Regions from separate parts of the Homo sapiens genome. Here region 1 is linked to region 2. A link is a contact called in ENCODE Hi-C or POLR2A ChIA-PET data. All regions are on one chromosome and are shown on one strand. The core of a region is the stretch at or near the end of the contact, and the rest is flanking DNA. Distances in the headings are between cores, read along the strand shown. Region 1 overlaps PPP6R3 (protein phosphatase 6 regulatory subunit 3). Region 2 overlaps PPP6R3 (protein phosphatase 6 regulatory subunit 3).

The links. Hi-C counts contacts between places; a loop is a spot of excess contacts on that map. ChIA-PET counts read pairs that join two places held with the same protein, here RNA polymerase II (POLR2A). Pooled maps may share reads with other maps.
Region 1: a loop to region 2 is called in a map of heart left ventricle, with 2.4 times the contacts of the local background. The contact joins two enhancer-like sites. A Hi-C loop is called at or near these places in 5 of 168 maps with a recorded cell type or tissue (aorta, cardiac septum, gastrocnemius medialis and 1 more) and 2 of 50 pooled maps. POLR2A ChIA-PET finds 5 or more read pairs at or near these places in 7 of 52 experiments (CD8-positive, alpha-beta memory T cell, H1, T-cell and 4 more).

The regions. Positions count from the first base shown.
Region 1 is chr11:68,576,992-68,582,937 of GRCh38, forward strand. The region is part of intron 14 of PPP6R3 (protein phosphatase 6 regulatory subunit 3); the gene reads left to right. Among named protein-coding and RNA genes, the nearest start is that of GAL, 100 kb to the right of the region's middle. Within about 2 kb of position 4,606, at least 8 of the 41 ENCODE cell types and tissues checked have a DNase peak (open chromatin) inside an H3K27ac peak, as active enhancers do; they include gastrocnemius medialis and heart left ventricle, where a contact is called at or near this core.
Region 2 is chr11:68,541,984-68,548,096 of GRCh38, forward strand. PPP6R3 (protein phosphatase 6 regulatory subunit 3) reads left to right here. Exons shown (of 24, transcript NM_001164161.2): 4 at 2,855-3,041; 5 at 6,084-6,113. Among named protein-coding and RNA genes, the nearest start is that of PPP6R3, 84 kb to the left of the region's middle. RefSeq lists enhancers at 1,267-1,767, 1,768-2,268. Within about 2 kb of position 4,753, at least 4 of the 41 ENCODE cell types and tissues checked have a DNase peak (open chromatin) inside an H3K27ac peak, as active enhancers do; they include gastrocnemius medialis and heart left ventricle, where a contact is called at or near this core.

The sequences.
Region 1 (5,946 bases), core at 3,356-5,855, 35 kb after region 2:
CCAGACTCCTGACAGAGTCACACTTTTTAAGCGGGGAATAATGATAGAATTAGGAAGTATTAAGAGTTGGAAGAATTATGAAGTTGAGGTAACTATTAAAAGGAAGCTATGTGGGGCCATTTAATTAAAATAGACCTAAGGCCTAATAGCCCGAGTGTCTCTGTGTACCACAGCCCAGCAGAGAAAATGACATTAGTATTGACAGCCCTGGGTCATCAAGGAAGGGTTAAGTCATTTTTAATGAATATTTTACCCATTGTAGATAGATACTCGGACTATCGTTTAACTTGAGTGTTCTGGATAATCAGGGTTTTTTTTGTAGAATGGAATTGTCCTCTCCCATACTGTTAAATCATACTGCTTAATTTTGGAGGTTCCCACGTTGATTCCTTTGCAGGCAATATAGTCTCTTTTAAGGGGACTATTGTCTTGTCTTATAAAGGAATATTTAGTAATCTGATTTTGTTTGGGAAACTTCTTTTAAAATTATCCTTTGATTGGCTTAAAAGTTAGAAGTCAAAAATGTCCAATTAAGCTTGTTACCAGACTTTTAAACAATTGTTTTTATCTTAGGTAACTCAAGCATATTTCTTTTGTGAGCAGTTCTGTAATAAAGAAGGACTTCATTACAATTCAGATAATGCTCACTTACTGTATAGTATGCTGTCAGCAGATCTGCTCTGGGATTGTGTGTAAATGTTACTACATATATCCCCATAGAAGGGTGTGGTCATCCCGCAAAAATAAAACGTTCAGCCCCTGGTAGACTGTGTTAGAAAAAAATTATTTTGGGCTCCATCTGTCACTCAGATTGCGTCTCGGTTCTTCTTTGCTTGCTCTGCTTTTCTGCCATCATACTCGGACTGCATAATCTAAAGTCAAACAAAATCATAAGTTGGCTTATAAAGCAAAAGTGGTTAGATTGATAGGGCCCTTTAACATTACCTATATCCCCTGTTGAGTTAGCCCCACTCCAGAATTTTGCTGTCTGTTGAGACTTTCAGGTGGATCTAAATACTTCTTCAATTCTTTATTCCCGAGCCCTTTCTTAAATACCACTTCCGTTTAGTCTTAAGTCCTTCTGATAGGGAGTTTTGCTTTGTAGTATTGTGAGGGCTACAGCTATTCCAAGTGTTTAATATGCTTATATAGTAGGTCTAGGCACCAAGGAGATTTTAATCGTATCCTCCAGGCCATTCATTTTCCTGTCCAGAATGTGTTCAAGCTGTATCTCAGTGGGGTTGGGTACCATGTTTCAGGAAAATACGCAATTGTAAATATTATTATAAACACAACTTGGTAAATGCAGTGGGCCTTACCCTTGCAAAAGTGACATAGAAAAAGAGTGCCCATGTTTGAAATGTGGTAGTTACACTTGCCTTCTTAACATGCTTGTCACTGGAATTGGTAGTTAAATAATAGCTTGCTTATGCCCTGTTCCCTTTCCCAAATAGATAAGATTAGATACACTGCCTTGACTTCCTTGATTTTAGAATAGCTTGGCTACCTCTCTGGAAGTCATTTCAGGTATATTCATAGAAGTGGAGTCAGCCCAGTTCAGCACCACGTGCTTAAGTTAGTGCATTGTTAACCTGACATGTTATTTTTCTGTTTACAGCAAGGATACATTCATTTATACACTGAACACTTTCCTGTCCTATTGGCTGTGTACCTGAGGACTTGCTCACTTCTTTTGGATAAGCTGTGCCCAGCCCCAGGCTCCTATCACTTCTGTAACATTTTAGTTAAATTCTCTCTGAGATACTCGAAGTGCTTTAATCTTTTGGCTCCATCATACCCAAATACGTGCACAGCAGATTCATATACTCCCTGTGTTTTTATGTTTGGAGTTTATGATGAACAAAAGTTGGTGTTTTAATTATATCCAAAGACCTCTGTGTTTTGACCAAGTCCCCAAACTAAAAATTGGCAAGGATTTAGGTAGAGTGAATTTAGAGAACATAGGACATGTTTTTGTACTGACTTTGAAAAATTTGAGTTTGTTTCATTTTTTGCCCTCTTCCCCAAGGGGGAAAATGTATTTAAAATTGTTGATGCTTCTTTCCCATCATTGACAAGACAGTGTGTAGAAGAAGAGATGTAGAATGATCTGAATGTGTGCCTGTATTAATCACCAGGAGTTTCCGCAGGTTGGGGTGAAACCTGAAAGTGGGTGTTTCTAACTAATCCTAGGTTATGTTGATGCTGGGGGTCCTCAGTGGGACCATACTTTGAGGATCAAGGAATAAGTCTCTAGCTTTCACTTGTCACTAATACGGGCCTCAGAGTTTAACAGTCATTTCACACTTCTGATTTCCCTTGGGAACCTAATCATCCAAAGTAAACACCAATTTGCTTTTTCCTGTAACAACAGTTAACAAAACGAAAATTTTATTTCGAAAGAAGATAATATCTCCGAAACTGTGTGCACTACAACAAGAGTGCACTTTACTTACGGTATATCTAGCTTGGCAAGAGTGTTATATACTTGTTGCTTTTTGCTGTATTTGTTTATATTCAGTGATTATTAGTATTCATTAATTCAGTAAATATTTGAGTGCCTACAATGTGCCAGACACTGAAGATACAGTACTAGACAAGATTGGCAAAAATTTCTGCTTCAGTGGAGATGGATAAACAAATGAGTAAGAGACACGTGTGCACACACAATATGTGTAATATACAGTCATGCACTGCATAATGTTTCGGTCAGCAATAGACCGCATATATGACAGTAGTCCCATAAGATTAGAATACTCGATTTTACTGCACGTTTTTTATTTGTAGATACACAAATACTTATCACCATGCTCCAGTTGCCTCAGTATTCAGTGCAGTACTGTGCTGTGCAGGTGTGTAGCCTAGGAGCAATTGGTTGTAGCAGATAGCCCAGGTCTGCAGTAGGCTCTACCATGTGAACTCTATGATGTTCGCATGATGACAGAATTGCCTTTGTCACAATGTATCCTTGTCATGAAACAATGCATGACTGCGCGTGTTTCAGATGGTAAGTGCTAAGGAGCCAACGCATGGGAGGGAGTTAGGGAGTCTTTGGGGCAGGTGTACAGTTTAAAATCTGGTGTCAAGGAAAATCTCACTGGGAAGGTGCATTTGTGGAGTGGAGAGGGAAGAGCAAAATGCAGAGGACTCGAATTTGGGTTGTTCCTAGTGTGTGCAGGGACTTGCATGTTGTCCCGTGTGGATGTAACAGTAAGCAAAGGAGAGAACAGAAGGACTTGAGGCCAGAAAGGCGCCAAACAGCCAGATTTTCTACAGCTTTTTAGTCTATGGTAATTTTGATCTAATGAGAATTTGTTAGGTTTTGAACTAAAAAGTGCCATACCTTGATGTATATTTTTAAAAGATGGCTGTGGCTATTGGGTTGAGAACAGACTGCTAGGTGGGGCAAGAGCTAGGAGGAGGGAGACTGGGGAACTGCCAGCTGTGACATTAGTCCAGGTGAGGGGAGTGCTGGCTTGCACTGGGGAGCTGATAACAGACTTGGTGAAGGGCGATGGGTCTGGAGAGGGATTTTGGCTCCATTTTGAAGGTAGAGTGGACATGGTGGGTGGGCTGGAGGAAACAAGATGACCGAGGTTTCTAGTTGAAGAAGAGTGAAGGTGGCAGTGACTGAGCTGAAGATGCCTCAAAAGGAGTGTGTTTGGAAGTGTAGATCAGGAATTCAGTTTTGTATACATCTGAATAATGAACCAATGGGATTCTGATTAGCAAGTTTCCCCCATGGGTAAATAATCTTTTTTTTTTTTTTTTTTTTTTTTTTTTTTTTTTTTTTTTTTTGAGACAGAGTCTTGCTCTGTCACCCAGGCTGGAGTGCAGTGGCACGATCTCGGCTCACTGCAAGCTCCGCCTCCTGGGTTCACACCATTCTCCTGCCTCAGCCTCCTGAGTAGCTGGGACTACAGGCACCCGCCACCGTGCCCGGCTAATTTTTTGTATTTTTAGTAGAGACGGGGTTTCACCATGTTAGCCAGGATGGTCTCGATCTCCTGACCTCGTGATCCGCCCGCCTCGGCCTCCCAAAGTGCTGGGATTGCAGGCGTGAGCCACTGCGCCCAGCCTAGGTAGATCATCTTTTTAGCTCATTTTGTTAATGATTTCAGACTCAGATGGTGTAGGTAGAATCAGACTCACATCTTCCATTAATGTAATTATGAAGATGTGTGTGCATTGTGTTACTAATAAGTTGCTAAAACTAGTTTCATTTTGGAGAAAGCTTTTTTAAATATCTTCTAGTATTGCTTTGAGGATCCAGTTTAAGTAGAACATGCGAAGGGGAGGTCACAATGTCTGGCACATAGTAGTTCAATAAAAGTTAGTTTCTTTCTCATCTTTAATTAAAGAGTGTTAAAATCTTATTTTGTAGGAAAAAGCGAAAGTGTGAATGAGGATACATCGAATCCTATTTTAACTTAGACAGCAAGACTTGGCTAAGAGTCGCCAACTCTGTTTTGTCCTATTTTGCTCAGTTCTTTGCATGGCCTTCTATTTCTGTGCCCCACCATGGGGTTACACCCCTAAAACACACTGGCCCAGCATGATATGTGTGCTGGCTTGCCAGCCAAGTGGCCCGAAGCTCCTCTTGAGTGCACTGCAGTACAACCACTTGACTTGCTCTTTAACATAGTCCTGTGAGATGCCAGCTGCCATGACCAAGCAGTATTCCCACTCCTCCTCTACACTCTGGCAAGGCTTTCCTGGAACATCCCCATGCCCACATCTTTACCCAGTAACTCACTAAAGCCACTCTTGACTCAAGCAGGTGCCGTTCCTTGATCACGGAATCTACCTTTGATTTCATCAGGCCAGATTCACAAACAGAATGGGAGTGCTTTATCTATACCTTTGAGAGGATGGAGAGTGAAATAACTGGAAACACTGGGTTATCACAGCTTAATTTCATCCAGGCTTGGTGTCTTTACCAAAGATGGTTGGGGAAAGGAAGGGAGATTCATCTTGTTCAGGCAGTGATTTGCTCAGAATTTTACAAGACATACCCTATACAGACCTATTTGAATTCTACTGTGGGTTTATTGAACCAGTGTTGGAACAACTTCGCAAAACAGACCAGGCCAGTTAGGTACAGCCTCATGAGTTGGCAGGTAGCAGCAGCCCGTGTCTTCCCTAAGATGACATTCCCTGCCCAAAACACTTCTGTGAAAAGTACAGAATAAACAGCTCAGAGAATACAGTGTAAGTTACCCGCAGAAATATAGTACTTCTTTCTAGAAGTTTACAAACTGTCCATGTTTATCCCTTGCCATATAGCAATCACTACTATTAGTGCTGTACTTAATTATTTGTTTATCTGATTTCTAATTGTTAATGCTTCCCCCAAATATTGTGTGACATTTGTAATTAATAAAAATCACTTAACGATGAATTGGTGAGCAGTTCATGTTTGTGTTTTTGCTTAATTACTGAAAGTTGGTTGTAAGTTCTGGGGGCAGGGTGCACATTTTCAAGGGTAGATGATTTGGGGTCTTTTGTGAGTGGGAAGCTGTCGACTCAAGTCACATTTAGTACTACTAGACAGTGGTTTTCTTAGTGTGGGCAGGAAGTCCAAGAATTTGAAATGGTTATATTTAAACCTGACCTTTTGAGTGGCGCACTGGCGCACTGGTAATCCCTGGGGATTGCAGTTGGACCCTGCAGGCCCCGTACATAGAAAGGGTTTCTGTGTTTCATCTGTGCCATTACCTCTGTCTTTCTTTTTGTAAACATTTAATTGGAGGTGATTATCAAAATCACTTAAATGGAGTAACTCACCTTTCTTCTTGTCTGTTTTCTGGCGATGTCAGTAGTGAGGAGTGGAATAACTAGAAGGGAGTGGCAGGGCAGCAGCCTGGCCCGAGGGAAGGAAGGGTGCCCTTGACACATTGGGCGGGTTTGGCAGCTTAACTGTGACTGACTTTCATTTTTTTCTGT
Region 2 (6,113 bases), core at 3,503-6,002:
GAGCAGAGAGGAAGTGGTAGGTCGAGGCAGATTTGGAGTCAGGGGTGGTGTGGGGTTTTGTTTTTTCCTAAATGGAAGTGATGACCTGTGAGAACGTTGCAGCACAGAGGAAACACAGCCAGTGTGAGGGAGCAGGCCGCCGAGTGATGCATTGTGCTGGAGTGGGCGGGGGTGGGGGCATGTGGTCCAGAGCATACATGCAGGAGATGACCTCAGGAGCAAGGGCCACTCCCCTGGAGCGAGGAGGAAGTGCCCAGCTGTAGGTGGGGATGTGATAGGGCTGGGTTCCCTTCTGATTGCCTTCTCTGTGTTCTCAGGCAAAGGAAGCGAGGTCAGAGCCTATGGAGGAGGAGGGGTCTTGCCGAGGGTGGAGTGGAGGCATCTTTGGGTGCTTGAGAAGCTGCTGTTTTTTTTTTTTTTTTTTTTTTAAGACAGAGTCTTGCTCTGTCATCCAGGCTGGAGTGCAGTGGCGCAGTCACAGCTGGCTGCAACCTCTGCCTCCCAGGTTCAAGTGATTCCTGTGCCTCAGCCTCCTGAATAGCTGAGACTACAGGTGTGTGCCACCACACCTGGCTAATTTTTGTGTTTTTAGTAGAGATGGGGTTTTGCCACATTGGCCAGGCTGGTCATGAACTCCTGACCTCTGGTGATCCATCCATCTTGGCCTCCCAAAGTGCTGGGACTATTGGTGTGCGCCACCGCGCTCGGCCTTGAGAAGCTTCTTGAATGTTAAGGAGGGAGGGAAGGAGAGTAGCCCCAGCCTGTCTGGAACCAGAACTCTGAGCTTTTTGTGTAATGGCTAACATTATGCATGCTTCTTGAGTTAGGTCATACCACCCAGTCACCTAGAAAAAGTGAACAAATTTTAAAGTTGCTCATCTGGACTTTCTCTGTCAGAGTTTGGAGAAAACACTCATGCATTTGATTCACAGCCAGGAGTCCGCTTGCCTTTTACTGATCTTCTGTTTGTCAGCAGTTTCCACATTAAGACAGTTGAGTGAGTGCATCTCCCCAACCCACTCTAGCAGCATTCTGCCATTTTATAGTGAAAATAAAGAGGAATGAAAACAGCTGTCATTTATTAAACACTTATTTACTTTATGCCAGGCCCTCTTCCCAGCCTTTTTTACTCCCCTCCTCCATAAGATAAGGACTATTGTCTTAATCTTACTAACTTGGAAACTGAGGCCCAGAGAGGTTAAGTAACTTGTCCAAGGTTATACAGCATGTAAGTGGTAGAGGCCGGTTTTGAACTTAGCTAGTGTGACTCTAGTAGCTGCACCTGTAACCGCTGCATCAGCCCACTCCTGGGATAATGGGTACTTTACAGGGGTTTATATTCTGGCATCTTGAAGCCCATGCTACGTAAATTGAGGGAGGAGACTTTACTTCCCAAAGACCCATACATCTGCCAGGTCTGTTTTTTTTTTTTTCCTTTTCTGTTTTCTTTATACAAAGACTCATTTTGGGACCTTCTCATACTCTTCTGTCTTTAGGCCTCACACCAGAGCCTGTCAAGTGCCGTGGCTTTCTGGTTCGTCACCAGTGGTCTTTTTGTGCCAGGGTCTTGCTGCAGGCAGCACTTGCTTGCCTTGGATGCCCCAGGTGTGTCGTATACGTGTCCCTCCTGCCCCAGTCTTCCCTGGTTTCTTTTGTCATGCAGCCACGTTTGGCTATTTTGCCATCTCTCTGTCTTGCTCAGCTTTTGAGCTTGCCACTCCTGATGACTTGTTGGGGCGCTGGGTCCTGGCTGTCCAGCAGGGAGGAGTGTAAGAGCAGAGTAATTCTGGGTCAGCTAGAGTATCGTCTGGATAGGCTCAACGTCTCTGTTGTTGCTAGTGAAAACAGACACGAGATTGTCATAGTAGGAGTAAGTGGAGGAAATGGACCTGCTGCCTGTTTGCAGAGGGTCAGTGGTCTGGTTGTCAGAGGCAAGCATTTCTAAAGCCATGGGGTCTGTAGAAGAGCCTGTGTGGGTCCATATAGAGCAGGTGTCATGTTCTTAGCCGTGGGCCTTCTACAGGAGAGACAGCATGGTGAAGACTCATGGTGGGCTGACTTTGTGTCTGTGCTGATATCCAGATACTGGAAGGCTGATGTGGAGAGCACTAGTTTTGTTTTGTTTTGGTTTTGACACAAGGTCTCACTCTTGCCCAGGCTGGAGTGCAACAGTCATAGCTCTTTGTAGCCTCAAACTTGTGGGCTCAAGTGATCCTCTAATCTCAGCCTCCTAAATAGCTAGGACAACATTTTTTTTGTATACTGCTTCCTGCCTTGGTAGCCCAGGCTGATGTCCTGTTCCCCCCTTCATTATAGTAGGATGCTTACTCTCTTAAGATGTAATATAGACTTAGTACCATTTACAACCCATCTAAAGATAAAGGCTGGTCCAGGTCCCTACAGAGTGCCTTAAGTCATTACAAGGTGCTGCATGCAGTGCAGTTTCCTGGAAACCAGTGTCCTCCACAGTTGTCCGCAAGCTTTGCTGCTTCCCATGCCAGAGGAGGCTGTAGCCTGATGGCTCGTACGTCCAGCCGCTTTCCTCGCTGATCGTGGAGAAGGCCCGGGCCCTGCAGCATGACCTCTCTGGGCTTCTGAGTACTAGGTGCGCTCTAGTTTCTTCAGGGAAAATGTATTCTTGTTAAAGCTTGGTTTAAAAACAATTTTTTAGATAGTAGAAAATTTATTTTAGTCTGGAGGTAGGTTGAACAGAATGGATTGAAATGATTTCCTGATTTCCAGTAAACGATTTTATTTTTTTCACAAAATCTTGGGAAGCCTTTCTGATTTGTGTTTATCTTTATGTAATTAAACTGTTAATAAAGATGATGATGTAAATATCCTGTTCTTCTAGGTATCCAAATATATCTTGTGAGTTGCTCACTTCTGATGTCTCCCAGATGAATGATAGACTGGGAGAAGATGAATCCTTGCTAATGAAATTATATAGCTTCCTCCTAAACGATTCCCCTTTGAATCCACTACTTGCCAGTTTCTTCAGCAAGGTGCTAAGTATTCTTATCAGCAGAAAACCAGAACAGGTAAATATGATTTTCCAAAAGGTAAGTATTAGGGCTGATCATCCCCTTGAGGTGATCCCCCAGTACTTGTTGCTTTAAGAGTTCTAACTTTGCCTTAAGTTCAGGTTGTATAAGAGAATGTATTTTAAACCTTAAACATTCTAAGCACTCACATACTATTTGTATGTTAATGAATATTTCTAATATGGCATAATCTCAAATTTCACTTAATTTGTTAGCATACTTTAGTTTCCTCTTTTGAGAAGTGGGTAGAAGATGAGAATATTGGGTACCCATTTGTGAAGACAGGGCTTAACTAAGATGGCAAGTATAATAACTAAGCAGTTGAATATGTCACCAAACAATTGCTTTGTTTTGTTTTTCCCCCATTGATGATCAGAGATGAAGCTTAAACCAAAAACCTTTCCCACAAATGTAATTGGTGATTGGTTTGTACTAATGGTGATTCTGTTTTGATTCTACTCAAAACTTCTCCAGTGTCAGGCTTGAGACATCTGAGTGTATAGACTGCTGTGTACATTTGCAGCTGTGCTGTTCCTATCCAGTGTGGTTTGACAGAAACTTCACTTGGTTCTCTAAGTGTGGTCCCTGAACCAGCAGCCCCTCAGTATTACCTGAGAATTTGTTAGAAATGTAAGTTCTTGAGTCCTATTCCAGACCTGCTGAATCAGAAACTCTGAGAGATGGGCCCAGCAGTCTGGGTTTTAGCAAGCCTTCCAGCTAACTCTGATGCATGCTAACATTTGAGAACCACCGCTTTAGTGGATATTGTTGTGAAAAAGGATCTGCTTATCTGGAGATTTTAGTCATTTTATGGAAATAGGCACTCAGGGAACAACTAGAGCCTCAGATATTCAAGTATAAACTATAGCAGATTTGCCAGAATTGCAAGTATAGGTGTGATGATACGGGGCAAAAGTGGTCAAACCAGTTGGTCCTGCCATCCTTCATGATAGAAAATGGCTCTGGGTGACCCATTGTTGCTATCAGCACTTGTGGAAGGACTGGAGCTATTTTGGGCCCAGTGTGTCCTGTCCTATGCCAAGGCAAAGTGGATACATGCTTTATTTTAGAAAGAGATATTTCTTTCTTTCACTTAATGGAGTAGGATAAGCTTTCTAAGTTGATTGGAAATGAGATTCTTTTCACTTTGGTAATAATCCCCAAATCATGATTAATGTAGATTGTCTCTTTTTTTCTGCCTTCTAGTTAGAAATACAAGAACTGCTGGCTGTTTTAGGAGAGTGGAAGCCATCCTATCACCCTGATATTACCAGGCAGTTCTCAGGGATGGTTGTTGTAGCCATTATCCAGACATTATGCTTCATTGTGCTTTTTCTCCTCACTTCTGTGCTGTTGGAATCCAAGTTGGCGAGCCCCGATTTTCAGTGTACACATAAAGAGAGAGAATACACTTAAAACCTTGCCAGTTATGTTCTGAGACAAGAGCCCTTCGGCCTTTTGCTTGTTACACTTCCCTGTCAGGACTGTATGAATGATAGCAAGAGGATTCAGTGGCTGTGAGTTAAGATCAAACTTGGCATTTCTTTATCCTTTGCCAATTAGGAGTGTAAATAAAGGTTTTCTGTTATGTGATAGTATTAGTAGGGGTGTATGCAACTGTAAGGACAAAAATTGAGACTCAACTGGCTTAACCAATAAAGGCATTTGTTAGCTCATGGAACAGGAAGTCGGATGGTGGGGCATCTTCAGTGCTGCATGAGTCAGCACCCCAGCGGGGTCATCTGTGCCACAGGTCCCTGTTGACAGTGCTGTACTGTCCACCACACTAGCTGGGATTTATTCCTTTGGGCTCCAGGTTTGGTGTTTCTGGCACTGAATTACGGAATACTTGGGACACATGTGACTTTTTTCGTCCTTTCTCCTCTACTGTCCTTTTAAAAACTTGTGGGATCCAATTGTGAGTGAATTATTTATGTGTCATATCATTTCTTGAAGTTTTATATCATAATGCTTGACCTCATTGTCTAGAGAAGCAATGTGTGTTGGTTAATCCTGTATTTATACCTAATTGTATGAAGCAGTTTTAGTTGTCATTTCTGGCTATTAGACTTCATGTGGCATAATGGAAAGATTGTGGCTTTTGTGGCATACATATCCAATTTTAAATCCCAGGCAGCCACCTTTTAGCTCTGGAAGATAGTTTCTGAGCCTTGGTTTCCTCATCTCTAATGGGGTGTGGCGGTGGGGGTGAGTTATCCAACCCCCCACGCCCCAGAGCTTTTGAGAAATTTCAGTGAGATCCTGTTATATAGCAGCTGCGACACTCCCCCTGGGACTCGCAGAGGGTTTGGGAATAGATGACACGTGCGCATGGACAGAGGCAGAGGCAACAAGGCTGTATGGGACACAGGGATGCATGGGACAGAGTCATCTCCCTGGTCTCCCAGAGCAGAAGAGACCAGCAGCAGGGGCCTGATTTCCGTGGCCATTCTCACGTTCCTTCAGGGTAGCTCTCTGCCTCTCCACCAGCTGCCCTTCTTGTGCTAAGCTATTGGAGTAAATTGGTGAAGTCAAAATCAAAGGCGATGTTTGTGTAGCCAGGTGAGTTAGTTATTTTGACTAGAGTAGAAATCTTTGTTTTGAAATTTTTTTCTCATGCTTGTTAGAGTCCAGTTAGGATTTTGAATATTACTTATTTTAGTGCAAAATCTAACAGACATGCTTTATGTTCATAAACTGTAAAATGGTATATTCTCTTGCTCTTTATAGGCATATTAAATTTTTGATCACCATTCTTTGAGAATGAATAATGAAAGTGAATAGAAATAAAAGATTCTGTTAAGTTGTATTTGTATTAATGGACGTGCTAATTTAGGGGATTTTTTTCCAAGGGGTATTTTGAGTATTGTAACTATTAGCCAGGCTTTCCAATTTGATACCTTGTTGCTAATTCAGCATTTGCCATTTCTCAACCTAAAGTAGTGGTAGAATTTGGAGGAGTCGGGGTTGGGACTTAAAAGGTAAAGTTTATAGTTTCCAAGTTACATGTCTTTCAGTTTCTGATCTGTTCTTCTCTAGATTGTGGATTTCTTAAAGAAGAAGCATGAT